Linked DNA regions of Mus musculus: region 2 is linked to region 1. Evidence: chromatin loops called from intact Hi-C (ENCODE). Cell type or tissue: left cerebral cortex. All regions are shown on one strand. Each heading gives the region's core, and the rest is flanking DNA. Links, peaks and the distances in the headings are about the cores only. Region 1 overlaps Tbk1 (TANK-binding kinase 1). Region 2 overlaps Xpot (exportin, tRNA (nuclear export receptor for tRNAs)).

Region 1 (8,000 bases), core at 1-8,000:
ACTTCCTACAGTTACCTAGAGACATTCAGGACAGTCTGAATTGTAAACCCGCAGGCTCTGTGAAGCATGCAGTCCTCTTAGACCTTGGCAGGTGCTTGGAAGACTTCTTCATTGACATAATCTAAGATAGTCCGTTCTCTAGGGATTAGGCCCACAGTCTTCCTCCACTTCCTACCTTTGCACACACACTCCTTTTTGACAGAACTATTGAGCTATAATTCATAACTATATAATTCACCCATTTAAAATGTACAGTGTGGCACAGGTGACAGCAGCCAGCCCTACTGAGATCAGACCATTCTGTCACCTCACACGTCCTGTGCCCAATGGCTTCCACTCCCATGCCTGTAGCCCTTCCATCACTAATGCCCCTCATCTGCATAGATGTGGACATTCTTTCAGACATCCATGGACATGGAAGCATTCCTACAAGGATCTACTCACCTTGACCAGCAGTCTAAACTTTGTTGCTGTTCATTTAATATAGTTATTCTAAAACAGGTTGATCTAATGAAATATTGTACTCCTGAAAATTACCTTAAGAAATATAAGCATTAGGTTGGAGATACAGCTCAGATGGTAAAGTGCTCGCAAGGATGAAGATTTGAGTTTCATCCTTGGAGCCCGTACTTTTTTTTTTTTAACAAGGGAAGTGGGCGCATAATGGCATAGGCTTATAATCCCACCACTGAGAAGGAAGAATCACATGGGTCACTCAGCCTTTCTGGCCAGCCAGCCTAATTTGCAAGATCTGGGTCTCAGAGAAAGACCCGTCTGAAAACCGAGAGGTGGTGGTACTAGAGGAAAGACACTGGTGGTTAACTCCTGGCCTCTGTCCCCTGGTCCCCCTCTTACCTCCCCCTCTTCTCCTCTTCCCTCCTCCCTTTCTCTCTCTTCCCTCCTCTCCCTCTTCCCCCCCCCCAACCCCCCTCAGTCTTTCCTTCAAGAGCTGTGCTGTGGCTGTACACATCATTTATTGATTGTGTGTCCTGCGGACATTCAGTGTGACCTTGATGCCAGAAGGCACCAGGGTGTGCTTTCCTGGGCTCAGAGCCCTGTTGTTGCTGTGACAGCCCACATATGCTTACACCCGTCCATTCTCACACAGATGTGTGCACTCTCAGGTCATTCCTATTCCTGGCTCTTGGTTTTGAGCTGCTGGCTTCCCATGTAGCCCAGCTTGGTCTCAAGTTCATGATCTTCCTGTTTCTATCTCCTAGGTGCTAGGGCTACAGGCATTTTGTTATGTTGGCTGGTCTTACTATCTTGGGTTTCTTTCCTGTGACTAGTGTTGTGTCAAACAAAGCACACAGCCTTGTGCCTGTAACAGCTTTCATGTGGTCATAGGCTGTTGCAGAAAGCTCTGTGCTTGGGGGTAGCTTAGTGCTGAGCCTGGCACTTGGTGTGTATCTAGAAGAATTCAATATGCCAGTACAGACGGTAGCTGCTTTTCCACTTTTCCTCTCACTGCTCAGTGGGTTCGGTGGTTCTTTTTATTTATTTATGTATATATTTAATCTATTTATGTATTTATTTGTTTATTTATTTATTTATTATGGTTTAAGTTTTAAAAACCTTCTTCCTCACGTAGCCCACTGTGTCAGGTTTTCTTTTAAAGGACCCCTTGGTGTGTCAGGCTTCATTACTCACATGTGATGTCCTCTTCATCTTTTATTTTTAATCTCTCTAAAAGTAATTCATAGGCTGTAAAAAAAACAAAACAAACTTTGGGTCTTTTTTGCTGATGTTGTAGTTGAAGGCTTTTCATACAGGTTCACTGTGTTGTCCTCTTTCAGAGATCACATGCGCCATAAATAGCAAAATTAACTTAATAACATAAATGTCACACGACTAATGTAAGTTATAGGTCAGTGCTTGATCCTTATTGTAATTTTAATGCCTTGGGTTTTTAATTACTAGTGGTAGTCTGTGAAGTGTAAATGCCCCAGATATGGAAGAGTCATACGTTTTTTTCTTTTATTAAGCCCACTGCAAGAGGGTAACAAGCTGGCTAGCGTACTACCTGGCACAAATAATGCTATCAATGATACCTTAAAAATGTGATTTGGCATTTAACATTTATGATGTATTTAAAATAGAATTTCATTATAACCAGTGGCCGCCCTTAAGCAGCCCGTGGACTAAGGGGCCCTCGTTGTTTTCCAGTGAACTGGTTAAGGATGATTACAACGAGACCGTCCACAAGAAGACGGAGGTAGTGATCACACTGGATTTCTGCATCAGGAACATTGAGAAGACTGTGAAAGTGTGAGTGGCAGCGAGCGCCCTGTCTGTCGGGACCTCTGTGAATGCTCAGCTGAGTTTCTGTTCTGACTGCCTTTAGCGTGCGGAGTGCGTTCTTGGGGCAGCCCTGGCTCACAAGGGAGAATAGCAGGTCTCTCATAGGGAGTTAGTCTGTCATCTAGTTGGCATTTCCCCACCTTTTCTGTGTGACGAGGCAGTGGAGGTGGGACAGCCTCTTGTCTGTGCTGGGAGACAGAGCTGAACAGGCCAGAGAACGTAAGAAGCAGCCTCTGGAGCAGCGGTCTGGGTAGTTTTGGGATGTCAAGCACGAGGTCTTTTGGGGCAGTGAGGTGTGTGAGTGGGTGAGGGTGCTTCCTGCACAAGCGCGGGGGCCTGGCGCTGGCTCCACACCACAGCCTGCTCTGACCTCAGCCCCGTGCCTGCACACACAATAACGTTAATAAGTAAAAAAAGCTACAGAATTTTCACAGTGACCTTTAGTTTATTCTTACTGTTCTTGTCTGTAACTATATTTTGCAACAGTGAATCCACTCTTTATTCTGCAGGGAAATACAGTAAATGTAGTCAGTGTGTATAACTGACATGTACACTTATCATGATGTACACACATTCGGAAAGCTGTATTTTCACCATTCTCCTGGCAGAGTGGGATTTGAAATTACCTTGCCCTGTGTATCTTATCCTCATCTGCCTGTGTGGAGTGGATGTCCAGCCATGCTGATCTCAGTGCACACCTCCCCGCCTCCTGGTGGACGTTCAGACAATGCCACCGTCTGTGTGCTAGCTAAACCCTCCAGCTCCCTGGCAGGTCATCCCAGGAGTTAGATCACTAGCAGACTGTGGAGTGGGTGCATATGCAGTGTGGATCCGTAGGGTGGGGGCAGCTGCGAGGAGTGGTGGCATGTGGCTTCATCAGCCCATACCTGCAGCCCCCTAAACCAAAAACCACAGACAGAGGGGGCAGTGCAGGAAGTTCCTTCTTTAGGAAGGCAGTGAAGATCTTAGGCTCTCTCAGCGTACAGACCTTGCGTGCATTCTTATTAAATGATCATGATGATCAAGTTCACTTCCTAAGCTTCATAAAACCTGCACTTGCTGCCCTCATCCATCTGTTCCCTGGTGATGTCGTTTCCAAACAGGTATGAGAAGTTGATGAAGGTCAACCTGGAAGCCGCAGAGCTGGGTGAGATTTCAGACATACACACCAAGCTGCTGAGAGTGAGTACTGGGGGCTGCGGCAGCTACAGGCCGTGCTCTGCTCTGCTGCTAAGAGCCAGCAGAGACCTGAGCAGTGTCACTAAAGCTCCCTGGAGAAAGAGTCTCCTTTTCCCTTTGTTAGAGGCTATTTATATGATTGTATCTTATTTTATAATATATATACAGTTGGTTATATATAGCATGTATAATTATATCTTATTCTATACACGCACACACAAGCATACACAAGTACACTCCCCATTTCAGCCATACAGTTCTTTGCACTATTTCCAAATACTTTCTGTATTTTCAACACACATGTGCATTTTTTTTTTTTTTTTTTTTTTTTGGTTTGCTTTGTCTTTAATCCTTAGTGCTGCTGTGGTTGTTCACTGTGTAGTTCTTTACCATTCGCTCAAATGTAGATGCTTACACTTGCTTAGAAACAACTGAAAATCCTAAAATAACAGATGTCCTAGAAAAGAAAAGGCTTTGGAATCCCCAGGCAATGAATTGTTTCTGTAACTGAAAAGGCAGTAAGGACACAGTGTGCTAAACATAAAATGGGAGGTGTCTGATGGGTCGCTCATTAGAGCAGAAGCGCCCACAGTTATGTACTGTGAAAGCTGACTATTACTCCTGGGCTGCCTCTGTTTACCCAGAGACTCCAGATGGGCTGCATAAGGGCCTTTTAAATGACTTACATTATTTTTAAATTATGTGTATATGTGTGTTGCTGTGCACGTGTGTGCACAGGTGATTGTGCCTTGAATCCCCTGCAGCTGTGAATGCCCTGAATTACAGGCAGTTGTGAGCCCTGAGTGTGGGAATTGACCTCTGGACCTCTGGAAGAGTGGTATATGCTCTTTAACCACTGAGCCATCTCTCCAGCCATCGTGAGGCCTTTATTTGTTCTTTGTAGCATTTAAGGAATTCATAAAGTGGACATTAAGTTAAAATGTAAAGGAGGGCCCACAAGACAGTGCGGTGAATAAAGGTACTGTTGCCAGCCTGATACCCTGAGTGGATCCCCAGAATCCTCCTGACAAAAGAATACCAACTCCATACACATATGCTGTGGCGTGTGTACACCCACACACATCCACATAAGGAAGAAAATGGAATTAAAAGGTTTTTTAATTAAGGATGTAAGACCTAGGGGTCGGATAGATTGGTTGGTAGGACCTGAGCTCAGTCTCCCGGAACCGGTGCGGTGCGGTGTGCTGTGGTGCCGGATGCAGTATGCGGTGCACATTTGTAATCCCAGCCTAGAGCAGGAGCTCCCTAATGCTGCCAGTGCTTAGCCCATGTGGTGAGTTCTCGCCACATTTCTCAAAGTGGCAGGACACAGGGGAGTGACACCCAAGGCTGTCCTCTGCCCTGCTCATGCTGCACACAAGTAGGGAACTCAGTAGCAGCGCACATCTCTCCTCCTATGTTGCCGATCTCTAGTTGTTCTTTCTGTAGCTTTAGATCTGCAACAGTGGTTTTCCAAAGGATGAAGCATGGGTGAGTAGGAGGTTATGGTGTTTAGTGCCTACGGCTGGCTGGTTGGCAGCGCTTCTGTAGGACAGACAGTGTCAGGACGCATCTCGGGTTATAAGTTCCTTCCCATGAAACTTTGATACGCTCTAAGTGGTATTTAAAACATTGGAACAAACATGTTAGGTCTGATAATGTAAAAGTCAGAAACAAGGGAGGTAACTGCACCTCCTTTGCTTGAGTTAATGCCTAGCATAGAAATTCTAATTTTAAAATAGCACATCACCAGCCCCACCACAAACAAACAAACAAAACCAGTAATAAAGAGGTTTTATGCATGTCCTGTAGCACTCACAGAGTGGTGCCTGAGCAATGGGAATGGCTCATGCAGAGGTCCATGGGGGACCCAGCAGAGACCTAGAACAAGCCTCGGAGAACTGTCTCTAGTGAGCATTTGGATCTGATCCGTTGTTCTGACCTAACCTAACCCGTTGTATTTAGCTTTCCAGTTCTCAGGGAACAATAGAAAGCAGTCTTCAGGACATCAGCAGCAGGCTGTCTCCAGGGGGCTTGCTGGCCGACACCTGGGCACATCAAGAAGGCACGCATCCAAGAGACAGGAAGTAGGTGTCGGCCTGCGGGCCCTGGGTGCCTGGGAGTTGCATCCATTCCAATCATTTACATGGGTTTTCTTCCTTACACAGTGTAGAAAAACTGCAGGTCCTGTTGAACTGCATCACAGAGATTTACTATCAGTTCAAAAAAGACAAAGCAGAACGCAGTAAGTGACAGCTCTTCTTCACTCGTCTCCCGTGTCAGCTTAGTGTCGAGCAGGGACATCGCTGTGTGTGCTTTCTGTGCGGCTACACATGGTTGAATGTACTAAGTTATTAGTCTAGCCAACCTTCTCATGTCTAAAAAATTACGGTCACGAACCCTAGATCTTGTGGTGGCCCAGGCGCACGGGAGTGGTGGCTACTGGGCCCAAGGACACTGAAGTCAGCAGCTCTGTCACCCCTGTGTTGCCCAGGCTGCCCTTCTGCTGGTGTTCATCGGTTGGTTGGGTTTGGTTTTTTGAGTCAGGGTTTCTTTGGTAGCCCTGGTTGTCCTGGTTGCTCTGTACACCAGACTAATCTTGAACTTAAAGAGATCTATCTGCCTCTGCCTCCAGAGTGCTAGGATTAATTAAAAACAAACAAACAAACAAAAAACCTAGAGATACAAGCTTTATTAAAAATATCCTGACTTAAGTGTTGAAAATTAATTTTTATTTTTAAATCATAACTTTATACTGACCAAATTAAAGCATCAACAGGCCATATGTAGCTAGTAGTTCCCAGACCTGTTATAGCCACTTCAAACCCTTAGGCTTTTTAAATCAATAATCTCAAAGGAGAAAATATTACATGTGATCTTCAACTCTACATTAACAAAAGTATACTTTTTCTCATTTTCAGGACTAGCTTATAATGAAGAACAGATCCACAAATTTGATAAGTAAGTGCGCAGACTGAGTTAAGATTCTTCCTGCTAAGCTGCTTTTGGTATCTTTGCTTCTTCTTACGTTGAGCTTAATTGGTAACAATGTGGTGCGGCCCTGCCTCTGGGAGGTTTCTGCTCTGGGTGCCCTCTGTCCAGCTCCTGTCCTCTGTTCTCTTGGGTTACTAAGACAGGAGGACGACTTGTTGTCTCCACCTCTGCTGTGCTTACAGGGGGCATCCGATGAGACCCGCACGACCACCTTAGCTAACTCAGCCAATAAGGATGGGGGCGGGGGGCTGGAGAGATGGCTCGGTGGTCAGGAGCTGCTCCTCTCCAGAGGAGCCCAGTCCAGTGCCCAGAGCCCATGGCCCACGGTGCACAACTGCCCTCCCACCCTTAGCTCCAGCTCTGGCTTCGGAATATTCCAAGTCCACAATAATCACAAAACCATGAATTTGTACATCTGAAATGTTTGTCATTGGAGGTAGAAATAGTGAGGCTACATTAAATCCTCTGGTTATTTCTTATTTGCAGGCAAAAATTGTATTACCATGCCACAAAAGCAATGAGCCACTTCTCAGAAGAATGTGTTAGAAAGTATGAAGCGTTTAAAGATAAGTCGGAAGAGTGGATGAGGTGGGTAGCTGCGCGTGGGAGGATGGGCGCTGGCTGTGCAGCACAGTGTGCTGTGTACTCTGAGTGAGTTTCCAGGAGGCTGTGTGTTAATAGACTCTCATTGGCTTTCAGAAAGATGCTTCATCTTAGGAAGCAGCTGTTATCGCTAACTAATCAGTGTTTCGATATCGAAGAGGAAGTGTCCAAGTATCAAGACTATACTAACGAGGTACAGCCCTCCAGGGTGCGGGGACAGGCTTTGCCCTGGGAAGGCTGCTTCAGTGCTTCTGAGACATGGGACATGTGCCACTGTGTGTGCACAGGCATGCCAGGGGAAGGCTCTCAGGGGCTCCAAGATGGCGCTCAGGTCGGCAGGCTTGGCAGAAGTGGCCATACTGCTGCGCCATCACCCACTGGACAATTACAAACACTGATAATTCATCTCTTTATTGCTTATAAGGAAATTGTTTTAAAGAGTGTTGAGGCTGGGTGGGGGTGGCACACGCCTTTAATCCCAGAGGCAGAGGCAGGAGGATTTCTGAGTTCGAGGCCAGCCTGGTCTACAGAGTGAGTTCCAGCAGGACAGCCAGGGCTACACAGAGAAATCCTGTCAAAAAAAAAAAAAGAGTGTTGATCTCAGTATTTCCCATTGACAGTTTTGAAAGAGGAATTTACAGCTGGGCTGGGGCTGTTGGTGAACCCTAGAGAGCACTGGGCTTCCCGCATTCCCTGGGAAGTGGGTGCTGAGCAAGCCCATGGCCTTCCTGAAGCAGGAAGCTGGTCCTTGATTGGTAGTGTATGCCTTGTCTGGTGACATGCTTGCTTTACATTGTAGTTACAAGAAACTCTGCCTCAGAAAATGCTCGCAGCCTCCGGCGGCGTCAAGCACGCCATGGCCCCGATCTACCCCAGCTCTAACACCTTAGTGGAGATGACTCTTGGGTAAGAGGCTTCCCGGG
Region 2 (16,191 bases), core at 3,984-11,983, 60 kb before region 1:
CCCGTGACCTCCGTTCACCTCTTGGCCTCTTTAAGTTCTCTGTGGCTCTAATAATTTAAAAACAGATAAATAAAAAAGATGTGTAGCTTTATAATAGGAATATAAGGATATATCTGTATGTGCTTATATGTGTGCTTGTATATATATGTGCAGGTGGAAGGCAGGGAATCCATATTAGATGTCTTCATCTGTTGATTTTCACTATAACTTTTTTTTTTTTTTTACAATTTCATACATGTATATAATGCATGCTGCTTATTCTCCTACCTTGAATATTTGTCAGAACTCTCCGCCTCTCCTTACTTTTTGAGGCAGGGTCTTACTGAACCTGGGACTTAGCAGTTTGGCTGAGTAGCTGGCCAGAAAACTTTGGGGATCTGACTGTTGTTTCCACCTCCTTCCCCACCCCCAGCACTTCATGCTTGTTTCTAGAAGAATTACTTTCTGTATTTGGCCGGGGCACTTTGCGGGGCGATAGCACCTGAAAGCTTTAATGGCATACTTGTTTAGAGTCTGCACAATTATGCTGCTGTGGGCTCCATGGCCCACTTTTGTTCTTGTGAGGTCTAGACTCTTAAGGTGGGTTTTGACCCTTCAGGAGCTGTGTATTTTCAGCCACATCTGATATTCTAGGTGATCATCTTTTGTTTTCTGTGCACAGATGATTGTGGATTCTGCTGTGGGATTAGAAGCCACGTCTGTTGTGATCGGAAAACTCCAGGAATAGCGGCCGAGATGGATGAACAGGCTCTTTTAGGGTTAAATCCAAATGCCGATTCAGACTTTAGACAGAGGGTAAGTCAGTCAATGTAACTATTTTGAAAAGCATGCAACCATAAACACGTGTCAGAGGATTTAGACAGCAAACACATCTGATGATAGAGGTATAATTTGAGTAAACATTAATAAAACCAAACATATTTGAGGCATGTTCTGAATATTGAAACATCGAGTGTTCTGATTGATTTTTGTTAGATTGGCTGAGCCAGGATCCTGAAACCTGACCCGTTAAGGCAGGACTTTGTGCAACATGGGACGTTGCTAATTGTTGCAACGTTGTAACACAGTTACAGAGACAGAGAACTTTGTAGTAGGCAGTATATGTTTTACCCTGTGGTTGCTTACCTTGCACTGCAAGTTGCTTAAGTCTGAAGTTGGTGACAGTGAGCCTCCTTACTAGTCTCTGCAGACTGGAAATAAGCAGTTCCCGTATGCCACACCTTAAGTTATATAAAACAATTTTGTGATGAGAAATCCATTAGGAGATGCTGGTATATTTGGATAAATGTAAACAATTAAACCCACTGTCATGCAGAAGTCTACTAAGTACTGTAGCTGAGTGATAAAAGAAGACGCTAGAAGAACAACAAGCCTTTAATTAATGTTTAAAGACGTGAGCGTTCTGAAGTTTAGGATCAAAGGAAGGAGGGTTATTCTTGTAGCAAAGGAGAGAGAGTACTTGTTATAAATGAGCCAGAGTTAACAATCTCACTATGTATTAGAGCCATATTTGTTTGGCTTTTATGTGGTTTAAAAGACAAAACAAAACTTCCCAAGCAGTTTCTGATACAATACACACCTCTGCTGATTAGAAGGAACTCCCCCTCCAAATACAGCAACTAATAGAAATCTAGGTGTAGGCACATCAAAAACCTAGCAGTCAAAACCAGGTAGTGTTGGTGCACGCCTTTAATCCCAGCTTTGGGAGGCAGAAGCAGGCAGATCTCTGAGTTCAAGGCCAGCCTGGTCTACAACAGGATAGCCTGGTCTCAAAAAACAAACACCCTAGAAGTCCAGGCTTTTTGTATATTAATGGTTTTATTTTCATAGGGACTTAAACCACCTGCTTTGAAAGTAGCTGAAGTATTGCAGTCTTGACCTCAGTCTGCTTTGGTGTTGCAGGCTGATTATAATTAAAAGTTTTATGCGTGTCCGATGATTTGGGGCTTTTGTTTTTATAGTGCTGGGAATTGAACCTCGGCAAGGGCTCTACCACTGAGCTTTATGCTCTTGTTGTTATCCTGATTTGGTTTGGGGTTTTTGTTTCCGCTTCAACTCTGGGGTTCCAGGGATTCTTTTCTTTTCCCAGCCTACCTTGCAAACAGGGTTCAGTTTGTTTGAGGTGTAATCTTGCTGTGTTACCTAGACTGTGTGGCCTGGCGCTCTCCACGTAGCTCAGGCTCACCTTGAACTCCCAGCACTCCCCCTGCTTCAGCTTCCCGACTGCTGGGATTACCACCGTATTCTACCCGCTTTGCTTTTAGGAAATTCGCTTAAGGATGACTGCCTGTGGCATGCTTGTGGAGGTCAAAGGCGACTTTGTGGAGAAGAGTCGCTCCTCCCTCTGATGTGGGTTCTGGGATCACTCTGAGTCACTCACGGAGCGCTTAGTACCTGCTGAGCAATCTCCCCGGCCCTTTCCTCTGCTCTCATTAGTGTTTGTTGGGCCGGTTGTGGGGCGGGGGGGGGGGGGGAGCAGTGTGTGTGTGTGTGTGTTTCATGTATTTATTTGGTGGGGAGAGAGCATTGTGAGCCTTGTCTTGGGGTTTTCATTGCTGTGCACAGACACCATGACCAAGAACTCTTATAAAGGCAACATTTAACTGGGACTGGCTTACAGGTTCAGGGATTCAGTCCATTATCATCAAGGCAGGAACATGGCAGCATCCAGGCAGGCATGGTGCAGGAGGAGCTGAGAGTTGTACATCTTCATCTGAAGGCTGCTAGCAGAAGACTCGATTCCAGGCAGCTAGGATGAGGGTCTTAAAGCCCACACCCACAGTGACACACCTACTCCAACAAGGCCACACCTCCTAATAGTGCCTCTCCCTGGGCCACGCACACACAAACCCTGACAAGCTGCAGAAGTGTTCCTCCCTCCCCTGCCCTGCCAGGTGGGCTCTAGGAGCCAGAGTTTACCCCCTGAACCATCTTGCTAGCTCTGTTTTGTTTTGTTTTGTTTTGAGACAGTCTCATATAGGCCAAGCTAGCCTGGAATAAGCCATTGTCATTGAGGATGGCTCGGCTGTTCTGATGTCCCCACCTCATCCTCCCAGGCTCTGGAATTGCAGGCATGCCCCACCGGATCTAGACTTCCTCTTTGGTGATTTGGTTGGTTGGTTGAGACAGAAGCTGACACCACAGTCCAGGCTGGCCTCCAGGTTTCGGCAGACCTACTATGGTCATTCCTTGAATTGGCTGTAGGCTTGGCTCACCGGGCCTGGTTCTTAACCCTATTTATTTTTAATGCATTCTTTTTTTAATCCTGTTAATTTTTAAGTTCCAATATTGAACGTTTTAAAAGTTAGTTACTTGTGTGTGCTGTGGTGAGGGTGGGGCCACCAGGGCCATGGTGCTCGGATGGAGTCTGTTCTTTATCTTCCGCCGTCGTCCTTGCGTTCCGGTGGCTGAGCTCAGGTCCTTTTCCCTGGTGAGCCATTTTACCAGCTCTGTCCAACAGAGTTTTAACAAATACACCTCGGTGTTCTTTTCCAGAAAAAAAAAAAAAAACAAAACGCTGATCTATTAGTGTTTTATTTTTGTTCTGTAGTATGGAATAGAGTTTATTTAGGGAATGAGAGGGAGTTGAGGGACTGAAGACAGAGAAAGGCAGAGAGGGGGAGAGAAGGAGGGAGAAAGAGAGAGCAGAGGCCAGCCAGGAACACAAGGGGAAGGGGAATGGGAAGAGAAGGGACGGAGAGGGAAGAGGATAAGAGAGTAAGAGTTATTACTGCTTTTAATATAATTTTTTTTTTGATAAGAATGGGTTCTGTGATGGGAATATTTTGGGCCTCTGGTTTCATCCAATTTCATGTTACACCATCGTGAGCAGCAGAATTGACGAGGATGAAGAGGAAAGAATGTTGGAAGTTTGGTTTGTTTTTTTTTTAAAAGAAATATATGTATGAGTACACTGTAGATGTTTACAGACACACCAGAAGAGGGCATCGGATCCCATTACAGGTAGTTGTGAGCCACCATGTGGTTACTGGGAATTGAACTCAGGACCTCTGGAAGAGCAGTCAGTGCTGTTAACCTCTGAGCCATCTCTCCAGCTCCAGTGAAGGTTTTGATGGTCCTGATGCTGCAGTGTAGGAATAGTGAAAAGCTACCATTGGGTGGGCTGACTGCAGCCTCTCGAGTGTCTGTATGTCAGTCTGTTTCTGTGTGGGCATCAGTCAACAACAATGCCAAGAATGGCAAGCTGGCAGTTCTTCTCTGTTATCACCGTAACCCAGGTCCGCAGGTCACTCTTGCTCCATCTCCTTTACTATAAGGAAACTAGCTTAAGCGTCTACCTGGTAATTGGTCACTGATCTACTTTTAGGAGTGATGTGGACTTTGCTTGGATTTAAATGTTTTAGCTGTTGTATTAATCCCAAATTGTTGATTGTCAGTTCTCTCCGTACTTTGTTTAGTGTGAGCGGGGCATCAGAATTCAATATTGAACATATTACTTTGTTTTGGAATCTTTCAGGCCCTGGCTTATTTTGAGCAGTTAAAGATTTCCCCAGATGCCTGGCAGGTGTGTGCAGAGGCTCTGGCACAGAAGACATACAGGTAATTAAGATGGATATTCTATATTGTCTGCAAGGATCAACATTTCTGGGAGGCATTTTAAGTTTTTTCGTTGGGAAGTGTTTTATTTTGTCTTTTAAGATTCTGTGACTTGCCTTTTAGAAAACCGTTAGTAGCATGAAAAGAGAAAAATAGCAAACCGATTTTTTTTTTTTTTTTTTTTTTTTTGGTTTTTTAGAGACAGGGTTTCTCTGTATAGCCCTGGCTATCCTGGAACTCACTCTGTAGACCAGGCTGGCCTCGAACTCAGAAATTTGCCTGCCTCTGCCTCCCAAGTGCTGGGATTAAAGGCGTGCACCACCATGCCCGGCTGCAAACCGATTTTTAAACTAATCCAGAATTGACTTTTCAGTAAAATCACCCTTTCCTTTCTGTGTGTTGTGTGCCTTAGGGCAGTTCTCACTGGTGTAGGCTACACTAACCATGTCTCTGTTTTATTATTGGGAGTTGGTAAAGGTGAGCAATGATATGTATCCTTGTGTTTGCTTGTTTGTTTGAGACAGTGTTACTCTGTAACAAGCCCCCACTGTTCCAGGCTGGCTTTGTAGACCAGGCTGGCCTCAAATTCACAGAGATCCGCCTGCCTCTGCTTCCCCAGTGCTGGGATCAAAGGCTTGAGCCCCCATGCCGGGCCAGTGGTATGTATCTTAATTGAAAGCTTTTGCTTACAGTATATCAATATTTTGTTACTGTGCTTTGGTGTTGGGAACCAAGGTCTTATCATTAGTAGTCGTACCCATAATCCACCCTGTAGGCTTTTCAGCATGGACCTCAGTGGGGCTGAAAGCAGATCTCAAAGTATTTCTCTCCAGCTCTTCTGTCTTCATCAGTGCGGCCACGCTACATGTGAAAGGCTATCCCCTGCAGCGTGCCGTTCTTTTAAAGCAACAAGCAGTTTCACAGAAATAGAAACCTGTATAGTCATTTCATTGTTAGTAAAGTTAGCTTCTTACTAAAGAAGAAAAACTGGCAGAGCAAAGCTCCTGAGAAGCAGGTAGCCAGCAGGACGAAGGCAGCCCCCTGATGGGGCGGCAGCATGGGCGCTTGCTCAGGGCCTTCTGGCTGCAGTTGCTGCTGGAGTGCTGCACCTGCAGTTCTGTTTGGTCGCAGCCCATTTTGCACAGAGGCTCCTTTTCCCGCACATCCTAAGCATCGCCATTCCTACTCGGACTACGCTCAGGAAACAGTGTCCCCACACAAAGCCTGTCTTCTGTACCATCTATCTTGACTGAGCAGATTCTTGGCCCCTGAAGGAATTTTGTCAGAGTTGGTGACTGTATTACCTAACAGTAAAGAAATGGATAATGGACAGGTAGTGTTGGGTTTTTTCCTCCCATCTTCCTACCTTGTTTATTTTGTAATTGGCTGTAAGAACCCTGACTAAGGATGCTTAAGTTTTGCATAGGCCAAAGCCGGCATCTTTGATTTGGTCAGTCTCTTGTGAGCTGCATCTCTAACCATTCTCAAGTCAAGCAAAGAAATTGTTGCAGGAACCTCGGCTCTCTGCAGTAGAGTTTGAGGCGATGGCCTCTCTTTACAAAGCTCTGTGTTTAGGGTGTGTATCAGAGCTTGTGGTTATGTCGCTTGTAAAATGTAATGGAACTTTCACATGTTGGGAATTGTATTTAGGACTTTCTTAACCCTTTAAACAGGGCTTGGGCCTGTCGCTCACTGGTGGAGCCTTTGCCTGGAATTCAGGAGGCCCTGTGTAAGGTACCCAGTGCCCTCGAAGAATAAAGCAGATAGTAATGAAAACAAATAAAACAGAGTTGGTCGGCAGAAACCCAGACAAGAGGCCTGTAGTGGCTATTCACAGTGACTATTGGTATTTTGCCTGTTTTCCCCAATCCATTCTCTGATTGTCTAATTTCCTTTTGCTTTTTCAGTGATGACCACGTAAAGTTCTTCTGCTTCCAAGTACTAGAGCATCAAGTTAAATACAAGTAAGGCCATTTCACTGTTTCCAGTCTTCACGGCTTGTCGGGATAGGAATGTTTGAATTTTCTGAGGAAACCAAAAATACAGGTGGTAAACTAACCGCGTAGACATTCTCTCTGGGCTGTGAACCTGTTGTGATTTTTCCCAAACTAAATCAGTCTACAGACCTCACCACATAGTCAGAAAAATCACATAGCTGTCATTTTGTCTGATGGAGAACTGAACCGAGAATCTGAGTTCAGTGACTCTAGTCTGTCTGATGCTCTGATCTGTGCGGTCTTCCAATACTGTGACAGAGGGTGTTTACATTGTTTTAGGAAACCCTGAACACTATAAAATGCTCCATTTTCAATAGGTGAGATTGACTTTGAAAGCCACAGACCACAAATGCAGTGACTGCTGCGTCTTTACCAGGTACTCAGAATTAAGCACTGCTGTTGTGTCTTTACCAGGTACTCAGAACTAAGCACTGCTCAGCAGCAGCTCATCAGGGAGACACTGCTCTCATGGCTTCAGGCTCAGGTAAAACAGTCATTCCTCTGTGCCTCGAGCAGCCCTCTGTCTGCTTCATCCTGTGTCTACAGTGCTAGTCGTGAGGGTCACAGGCAGAAACAGTAATAACTTAAGGCTGCGCTCATAACCAAAACTGTTGGACTTTCTTCTGTAACGTGCTGTGAAAAATTATTTTGGGACCCAGTCTCACTGTATAGCTCTGGCTGGCCCGGGACTCCTGTCCCTGCCTCCCAAAGACCAGGATCAAAGGTGCCTGCCATCACACCTAGTTAGAACTTTGGTTTTAAAAAGAAATTCTTTATCTAAAATAAACTAAGCTTTTTAAATTACTATTATGTATAGATACGTTTGTGTGTGGGTATGTACACCTGACTGCAGGTACCCACAGAGTCCGATAGAGGGTGTTAGACTCCCTGCAGCTGAAGTTCCAGCTGGTTGTGACCTGCCCAGTGTGGTTCTAGGAACTGACCTCCGGCTCTCTGCGTGATCAGGGCCTGTACTTCCCTGCAGAGCCGTCCCTCTACCCCCTAGAGTTTATTGACTTAAGTCTTAAGCTCCTGACAGGACCGGCTTTTGTGTTCGGTCCTTAGAGCTGGCCTGTGCTGACACAGCCAATATACAGAGGCACTTCTACAAGAACAATAAGTTGTTTATTCTCACACTCCTCCTGGTTAACTATAGTTAAGCTTAGCATTTAAAGCTTCCGGGTTAACTAGAGCCTCTTCCTTTACAATCGAACTGAAGAAGGAAGAACAACTGAATTTTTTTCCTTAGAAGAAATTATGTGAATTGTTAAAGTTGTGTTCATGAAACTTAAATGACTGAGAGTTTGTGGCTCCTGTGCCTAAATCTCAGTGATCAGAAGGTAGAGGCAGGAATATTGTTATTTCGCAGCCAGCGTGTACTTTGTAACAAGTTAAAGGTCAACTTGAGCTGCCTAGTAGACCTTGTCTCAAAAAAAAAAATCCAAAAAACCAAAAATAAACAAAACAAAACCTCAAGGCCTGGGATGGGCCTGGTGGCACAAACCTTGATTCCTACATAGAGGCAAAGGCAGATAGCCAGATCTCTGAGTGAGGGCAGCCTAGGCTACGAGTAAGTCCCTGACTCAAAACAAAGAAACAGCCCCTCCTTAAAAAAACAAAAAACGCCGGGCTATGTATCTCTGGTAAAATGCTTGCATAGCATACAGATTTATCCCCAACACTATAGGGAAAGAAAAATTCTAAGGGGCGGCCATTGTTCCTGTATAGTCATGTGACCAGTCACTTGCTCACCTGGGTAAATTTGCACAGCTGTGCTGCCACTAATCTGGGCAATGTTGAAGTTTGGTTCCGTTTTTGCCCGCGAGTGATAAGTAGGAAAACCAATGTGTTTTCATGACTCTTTCTGTTTGTCAGATGCAGAATCCGCAGCCAGAGAAGACCTTCATACGGAACAAAGCGGCCCAAGTGTTCGCCTTGCTTTTTGTTACAGAGTATCTCACTAAGTGGCCCAAGTTTTTTTTTGACATCCTCTCAGTTGTGGACCTAAACCCGAGGGGCGTGGACCTGTACCTGCGGATCCTCATGGCCATCGATTCAGAGCTGGTGGATCGGGACGTGGTTCACACGTCAGAGGCAAGTGGCTTGGAGTGCATGGCGGGTGTGGGGGGGGGGTCATAATGTAGGCTTTGTAGGGGAAGCAAACATGACAGAAAGGGCAGGCAGTCGTTTTCTTTGTCTCGTTCTTAGATTACAGATGTACCAAGTGCCTTGAATTTGCCAACAGTGAAATTTAACCCCTCTCGCCCCATAGATTGTATTTAGAGCATTCCTTAGTTCCCTAAAACTAAGCCACTGTATTCTCCAGTAAAGTACACAAGTTTACTGTCACATAGCTCCTGTGAAGTGCCATCCATAATTAATGCTTCTGAACTGGCAAGAAGCAATGGCTTGTGGCGTGGGTGTCAGCGCCTCCTCGTTGGGAGTCTGAGCCAGTCATAGTCCCTGAGCCCATGACCCTTCCCTTCCTGCATCTCAGCATCTCCTTTGCCACCTTCTAAAATTGGTTGGTTGCTGAGTAGCACTAGTAGTTGAATATATTATATCATCTCTACCAAGGACTCTTTATAACGGAGGTAGTACACCCTTAGGCCAGCCTTAGGCATGGTACGCAGGAGGCCCAGGGTTTGATCTATATCACTTGAGTCTAAATATGAGTAGTACAGAGTGTGAGAGGTTTTTTTTTTTTTGGGGGGGGGGGGTTGGTTTTGGTTTTTGGTTTGTTTTTTTTTTTTTTTTTTTTTTTTTTTTTTGAGACAGGGTTTTTCTGAATAGCCCTGGCTGTCCTGGAACTCACTCTGTAGACCAGGCTGGCCTCAAACTCAGAAATCCGCCTGCTTCTGCCTCCCGAGTGCTGGGATTAAAGGCGTGTGCCACCATGCCCGGCTGAGTGTGATTGTTTTAATTGGCTATTTCTAGCAAGCGTTTGGGAAACTGGGATGGGGGGTGCCCAAGCTTGCAGCCATCCTGAGTCATATATCAAGAACCTGACTTATAAAGGAAGAAACAAAAGTGGAACTGGAGACAGCTTTAAATGTATAATAGTTTGATGATAGTAACTAAAATACTCATAAATTTAAAGGACAATGCACGTTTAAGTCACTGCCATTTCTAAACAGCCTAAGTACCATGTTTGTGTAATATTTAGAAATAATTTCACATGCTTAAAACTTGCAAGCAGTGCTTATTTATAGGTTTGTATTTAATGAACTAAGTCTGGCACCGAGGAGTAGAACGGAAAAAGGAAGCCCCGAGAATCACAGGATGTAATTGTAGAGCAGATAGGAAGCCGCGGTACGGGAGTGTGAGCAGGCCTGGAAGTTTCCTGCAGAGGAAGTCACGGTGCCGCCGTGCTTGGACATCAAGTGCTGCTTTGAAACCTTCCCTGTCTCTGCTGCTTTGTGTCTAGGAGGCTCGAAGGAACACACTGATAAAAGACACCATGCGGGAGCAGTGCATTCCAAATCTGGTGGAATCGTGGTACCAGATTTTACACAACTACCAGTATACGAATTCAGAAGTGCTGTGCCAGTGCCTTGAAGTAGTTGGGGCCTACGTCTCCTGGATAGACTTATCCCTTATAGCCAATGATAGGTGCGTATGCCTGTGACTCTTAGACTGCTGACCTGCAGAGTCGGTTTCTAAAACTCGGGAACTGAAGGTGTTTACCCTTCTCTTCCCGCCACCAGGTTTATAAATATGCTGCTAGGTCACATGTCCGTAGAGGTTCTACGGGAAGAAGCATGTGACTGCTTGTTCGAGATTGTAAATAAAGGGATGGACCCTGTGGATAAGATGAAACTCGTAGAGTCCCTGTGTCAAGTATTACAGACTGCTGGGTTTTTCAGCATTGACCAGGTCAGTGGATGTCTTAAACCTAAGCTTTGAAAACTGTTAGAGTAGCTTTCCCCCTCAACCCCCGAGTTTTGGGGACTGTCCTTGGACTGACGGTGACCACAGCTAGGATCAGCGGCATGTTCCTTGCACACTTGGTCACACCCACCCAGGATGGTGCGTGCATTTTGCAAGTTTGCAGCGCTGAAGAAAAGGCTTCCTCGGACGTCTCTGAGCTTTTAATGTAATTTGTGTAGCGCACATCTGTGCGCATGCGTGTGTGCAAGTGCCTTTGGAGAGGTGAGATGACGGCTTCCTAGAGTCAACTCTCTCCTTCACTGCCTGGGCCCCGGCTTGGCGTGGCCTTGCTTGATCCTGAGACAGCTTTTTACTGGTGACAATGACAGTAACGCGGCATTAGGAGGATCCTTCTTCATGGACCCAGGATAGCTTTATTATTACCTTCTCCCGTCTTCCTTAGAATCTGAGGTTGCTTAAGAAAATAATCTCAAAGATAGAGCCCCTGTCTCTATGGGAGGACGGTTGAAGGGTAATTAAATAACCCAGGCCTTCCTGTACCACTGGCAGAGACTTGGAAGCCCGCCACCATGTAGTAACTTTGTGTCTTTGTAGGAAAGTTAAGGCCTGAGTGAAACAGTCTCAGAAAGGAAGGACTGTTGTAAGTGTTACACACAGTGCAGCAGCATTGATGTCATAGACTGTGCTCAGTAATGGGCACTTAGGGAAGAAGGGTCAAAGATTTCTTTCATTTACGCCTACCCACCCACCCCTGTTATTTATTTATTTATTTTAACAAGATTGGTAATATCCACAGGACTATCTTCATTAAAATACAGTTACTATGGGCTAAGAGCACTGACTGCTCTTTTAGAGGTCCTGAGTTCAATTCCTAGCAACCATATGGTGGCTCACAACCATCTGTAATGGGATTTGATGGCTTCTTCTGGTGTGTCTGAAGACAGCTACAGTGTACTCACACATAAAATACAGTTGCTAATGGAGAAATGACTGGGTGGTTAAGAACACTGGGCATCTGTCTTCCAGAGTCTGTAACTGCAGTTCCTGGGGACCCTGTGCCCTCTTCCGGCTTCTCTAAGCACCAGGCATACATGTTGCATGGATGTACATGCAGGCAAACATTTAAGTTGCTTTTAAAGTACTATTGGATAATGATGGTTGCAGAAAAATTCAAATTCTGATAATGTTTCTATCACATTGACAAAATTGGTAGTTGTCTTAATGTTGAGTTCTGGGGTGCAGGGGAGTGCTCAGCAGGTAAAAGCACTTCCGTTGAGATGCTGTGGCCTGAGTGCCGTCCCTGAGAGCCGTGGTAGAGGGAGGAGCTGGCTGTTGACTGTGGCACATTCGCCCACCCACACAAACCCCTGTGCGTCAATCACGGATTGCATCATTTGTCTTTTTACATTGAGCCCTGTAATTGGCTAAGGGTCAGAGGTTTTCCTCCTGCCCAAGGCAGACGGATGTAATCCAGGGCTTTGCTTCTTGCTTCTAGGAAGAAGATTTGGACTTCGTGGCCAGATTTTCTAAGCTGGTAAATGGAATGGGACAGTCGTTAATAGTTAGCTGGACTAAATTAATTAAGAATGGGGCTGTCAAGAATGCGCAGGAGGCACTGGAAGCTATTGAGACAAAAGTGCCACTTATGTTACAGCTGCTAGTTCACGAGGACGATGACATTTCCTCCAACATCATTGGGTTTTGTTATGATTATCTCCATATCCTGAAACAGGTAAGCCAGTGCTGTCTCTTGGATATAGAAAGAACTGATAAAAAGTGAAAATACTAAAAAAGACAAGACACACATATAGATGATAGTTATATAGATGGGTAGATAGATACACACACACACACACACATATATATATAGATATAGATGTATATCTATATATATCATATTAATTATTTACTGCATTTTGTATTTTTTTAGTTGTTACTTTAAAAATTAAATTTAGACAAACAGTGATTAAGTTGCAGACTTTGGGCTGGACATGTGAGCCATGCCTGGGAACGCAGCACTTGGGATGGGTGGGCGCTGGGCTCAGGGTTGTGGACGGCTCTGCTGCGAGTTCAAGACCAGCTTGAGCAGCATGACACACACACCTAAGTCATAAACACAGCCTGGGCTTGTTTTCTTTGTTTCTGTTGTTTTAAAACTGAATTTGTCCCCGCACATAGTGGAAATGTGTTAAATTCCTCCCTTTGACAGTGGTTTCCCAGTAACAGCATGAAATGTTGTGGTTTCCATACGGTGCTGTGCAGTGTTGTAAAGATTCATTAACTCCATCCTGACACAGGATGAGAGGCCATTCCTACTCTGCTACAGTTTTGTTCCTACATACTAATTATACTTAGTGTTTCCGAATGACTTCTATACATGTATATAATACATTTCAATCCCACCTCTCCCCCATTACCCATTCTTGTCCCCTCTTGTCCTACCGGTACCTTTGTCTCCTTCTGAGTCCTGCTTTGATGTCCTTTGGGGTTTAATGAATTTCATTACAGTTGTTCATAGGAGTGTAGGCGAGGGGTTGTATACAGAGCATGAGCCCCCTCCCAGAGGCTGCATCACTGAAGAAAATCTCTCCCTGTTCCTTAGCAGCTATAACAGCTCCTCAAGGAAGGGGTGGGGCCTCATGGACCCCCTTCCCCTTCCCCTTCCTCCTGCAATCCTCGTCAGAGTGCTGGTGGCCCATTCCTGATAAGTTAACCACAGGGGCTGACTCTGTGGGTGCAGGGGCCTCCATGCTCAGAGGTCAGCATTCCACACCATCACCCCTCTGTGGGCTGATGAGTTAGGTTTTGTTTGCAGTGCTGGGAACTGAATTCAGAGCCTGGACCATGCTCAGCACGCCCTGCCGCTGAGCTTCCTCTCCACCCAGCCCTTAATTCTTAGCAATAGAACCGCTTACATGCAGAGTTAAGGGAATAGCAGTGGAGAAACTGATCTTCCCGCAGTGATTTATCTTAGCTTTCCTTTGCACTGTTTGTAAAAAGCTGAGCGTGATTGTGCATGCCTTTAATCTCAGCTGTCGGTGTGACAGGTAGATCTCTGAGTTCAAGGACAGTCTGGGCAATAGCATGAGTTTCAGGTACCGTGACTAAATAGTGAGTCTCAAAACAGCAAAAGCGTCCTTCAATGCATACAGCATAATTCTTTCTAAATATATGATAAAAGACTCAATCTAATTATCTTTTGCCTATATATTAAGATATTTATTAGACAAAATTATTACATCTAAATGGGAATCTGTTAACTATAGATTTGCTGTCAGACTACTCAGCAGAAATGTGTGTATTTTATTTTCATATTAGACCCGGGGACCTGTGAATGCTGGAAAATGTTCTGACCCCTAATTGTGCCAGAAGCTCCATTGTGTATGTCTTAGAAGAATTGATTAGAAAATACTTTGATAAGCAAATATAGCATCAGAAAACCAAGTAAATGTTGTTTACTTTTTATTTTAAGCTTCCTGTGCTCTCGGATCAGCAAAAAGCTAATGTAGAGGTAAGTGGCTTCTTTCAAACCAGTGTAGATCTGTTTTCCCAAGTCAGTCGGGGTTCCTCACCTCTCAGTGGGTGAGGGATTGCTCCATGGAGGCAGCTGCTTCACTGAAAAGCCACAGTCTCGGAGTTCTCTGCACCACGTGTTAGAGTCCATTCCCTGCAGTCCTTCCTGGGTGAAGGGCCCTGGGGGGGCGGGGCTTAGTGAGGCTGGTGAGCTTTAGGGACTTCTGGTGAGTTGTTTGTTTCCTGAGTCTTAAGTAGTCTCCCTTCAAGGCAGACTCCACCCCATGTCTCGCTTCCACCTCTGCTCCCATGAGATTCCCTGAGCCCTTGCAGTGGGTGAGGCAAGACCATCTAAAGCTGATGGTCTTGCCTTGGAGACTTCCAGATTAAAAAGAACAACCAGCCTGGTCTACAGAGTGAGTTCAGGACAGCCAGGGCTACACAGAGAAACCCTGTCTCGAAAAACAACAAAAAAAGAACTAACATGCTATTTTATTACTGATTTTAGGCAATCATGTTGGCCGTTATGAAAAAATTGACTTATGATGAAGAATATAACTTTGAAAATGAGGTAAGGAGTTGTGCACCAAAGAAAAAAGTTTTAATTTTATTGTTTGTTTGCAGCAAATTAGTAATTTATATTTTAGTTTTAGAGCCCTTTAAACCAAACCAAAAAAAAAAAAAAATTTAGTGTGTTTTAATCAACCTTGTTTATACTGGTGGAGTTATTTGTATCACTGCTAGTTTGGGGTGACACTTACAGAGACCTCTGAATCCTTCGTTGTCTAAGGGGTTGGGGGGCATCTGGCAAAGTGCTTGCTGTGTAAGCATTAAGATCAGGGCTTAATGACTGGAAGGCTGGACTTGGTGATGTGAGCTTGTTGTCCCAGAGCGAGGAAGGCAAGTGGGGGGGTGGATCCCTGGAGTACATTGCCTGGCCTAGACACCGAGTCCCAGGCCTTCATGAGAGAACATGACACACACCACACACGCACGCGCGCATGCCTGAAATCCCAGCAGTTGGCAGCCTTAGAAAAAAAATACTGTCATAAATGTGAAGCCAGCCTGGGCTACGTACTGGGCTGCGTAGTGAGAGTCTTTCTCAAAACAAAAAAACAAGAATCCTATTTTTTAAAAAAATGGTGTGTGTTTGGGGTGCAGGTCAGTGGTAGAGCGTTTGCTTATTACACGCAGGTCCTGGATTATGTCTATGGCAGGAAAGGAAAGAAAAGCGGTACCCGATGATCTTCTCTCGGTTTACGTTTAATCAGAGTGCTGGATCAAGGCCCAGTCAACAGGCCTCAGGTCACCAGCCAGTAGGGAGGGTGAGAAGGGGCCTTCCCTGCCCGGACTTGTTCAGCTACAAGACTTGTCCAGGCTCGTGAGCATCAGCCTCCTGCTAATTTCAGGGGCTGTCCACTGCTTCCTGGAAACTCGGGCACATGTTGGTTAGCCGTGTGCTAAGATGCTGTATTAGAAATGGATGTCACAGAGTAATAGTGACAGTGAGCAACACAGCAGCCCCAGGCCTTCCTAATGTTGTCAGTATTTGGTGGGGAGGGGGAGCAGAGAGCACAGGCAAGTCTCAAACCTGATGCGGCCCCATACCCTAATGCTTGGCCCTGCCCTCCTCCAGGGGCCTTAGGACCCAGGCCTTTGATGGCTATGGTTAATTTTGGAATTACTAGTTAATGAGCAGCAGAAGGGAAGTGCTGCTGAGCCGTTATGATTTTTTTTTAATTATTTGAAGATAAAAGGCATGAGGTAACTGATCAATTATGTAATTTTAAGATCTCAAAATTAAATATATAGGGGTCTATGTGTATTGATGTGTGTGTACGTGTGTGTGCGTGAATGGTTGAGATAGATAGATATAGATAGATATATCCATCCTTATTGTGTGTGCAGTTGTGAGCGCGGGCCAGGGTATGGCTGTGGAGACTTGAGGACAGCTTTGGGTGTTGGCTCCCTCCTCCCACCCTGAGTGCTCCTAATAGCTGAGTCATCTTGATGCTGGCGCCTTAAAACTTTAAGACAGGGCTTTTAACTTGTGTCACAGGGTGAAGATGAAGCCATGTTTGTAGAATACAGAAAACAGCTGAAGTTACTGTTGGACAGACTTGCTCAGGTGTCCCCGGAGCTCGTGCTGGCTTCTGTTCGCAGGGTCTTCAGTGCCACGCTGCAGTAAGTCTTCCGCCTGAGTAAGCTCTCCTCTCGGCTCCGTCGTGTTCAC

What was found. Hi-C counts contacts between places; a loop is a spot of excess contacts. Peaks named below come from ENCODE experiments on the same cell type or tissue, not always from the same donor. Only the 100,000 strongest peaks of a DNase experiment are listed, where the experiment ranks them.
Region 2: a loop joins it to region 1, with 2.3 times the contacts of the local background. A loop is called at or near these places in 3 of 42 quality-filtered maps.

Annotation. Positions count from the first base shown.
Region 1 is chr10:121,551,470-121,559,469 of GRCm38, reverse strand. Tbk1 (TANK-binding kinase 1) reads left to right here. Exons shown (of 21, transcript NM_019786.4): 12 at 2,167-2,268; 13 at 3,405-3,483; 14 at 5,446-5,567; 15 at 5,649-5,725; 16 at 6,402-6,441; 17 at 6,961-7,062; 18 at 7,174-7,270; 19 at 7,877-7,983. Among named protein-coding and RNA genes, the nearest start is that of Tbk1, 31 kb to the left of the region's middle. In left cerebral cortex, for the core only: a CTCF peak has its summit at 3,022 (motif pointing left); DNase peaks (open chromatin) are centred at 3,126, 4,030, 4,874, 7,065 and 1 more place; H3K27ac peaks cover 780 bases.
Region 2 is chr10:121,607,462-121,623,652 of GRCm38, reverse strand. Xpot (exportin, tRNA (nuclear export receptor for tRNAs)) reads left to right here. Exons shown (of 25, transcript NM_001081056.2): 2 at 662-795; 3 at 4,478-4,560; 4 at 6,465-6,521; 5 at 6,969-7,038; 6 at 8,430-8,648; 7 at 9,982-10,166; 8 at 10,262-10,430; 9 at 11,941-12,177; 10 at 13,918-13,956; 11 at 14,467-14,529; 12 at 16,018-16,142. The coding sequence starts at 736. Among named protein-coding and RNA genes, the nearest start is that of Xpot, 11 kb to the left of the region's middle. In left cerebral cortex, for the core only: no CTCF peak of the experiment used is centred there; no DNase peak of the experiment used is centred there.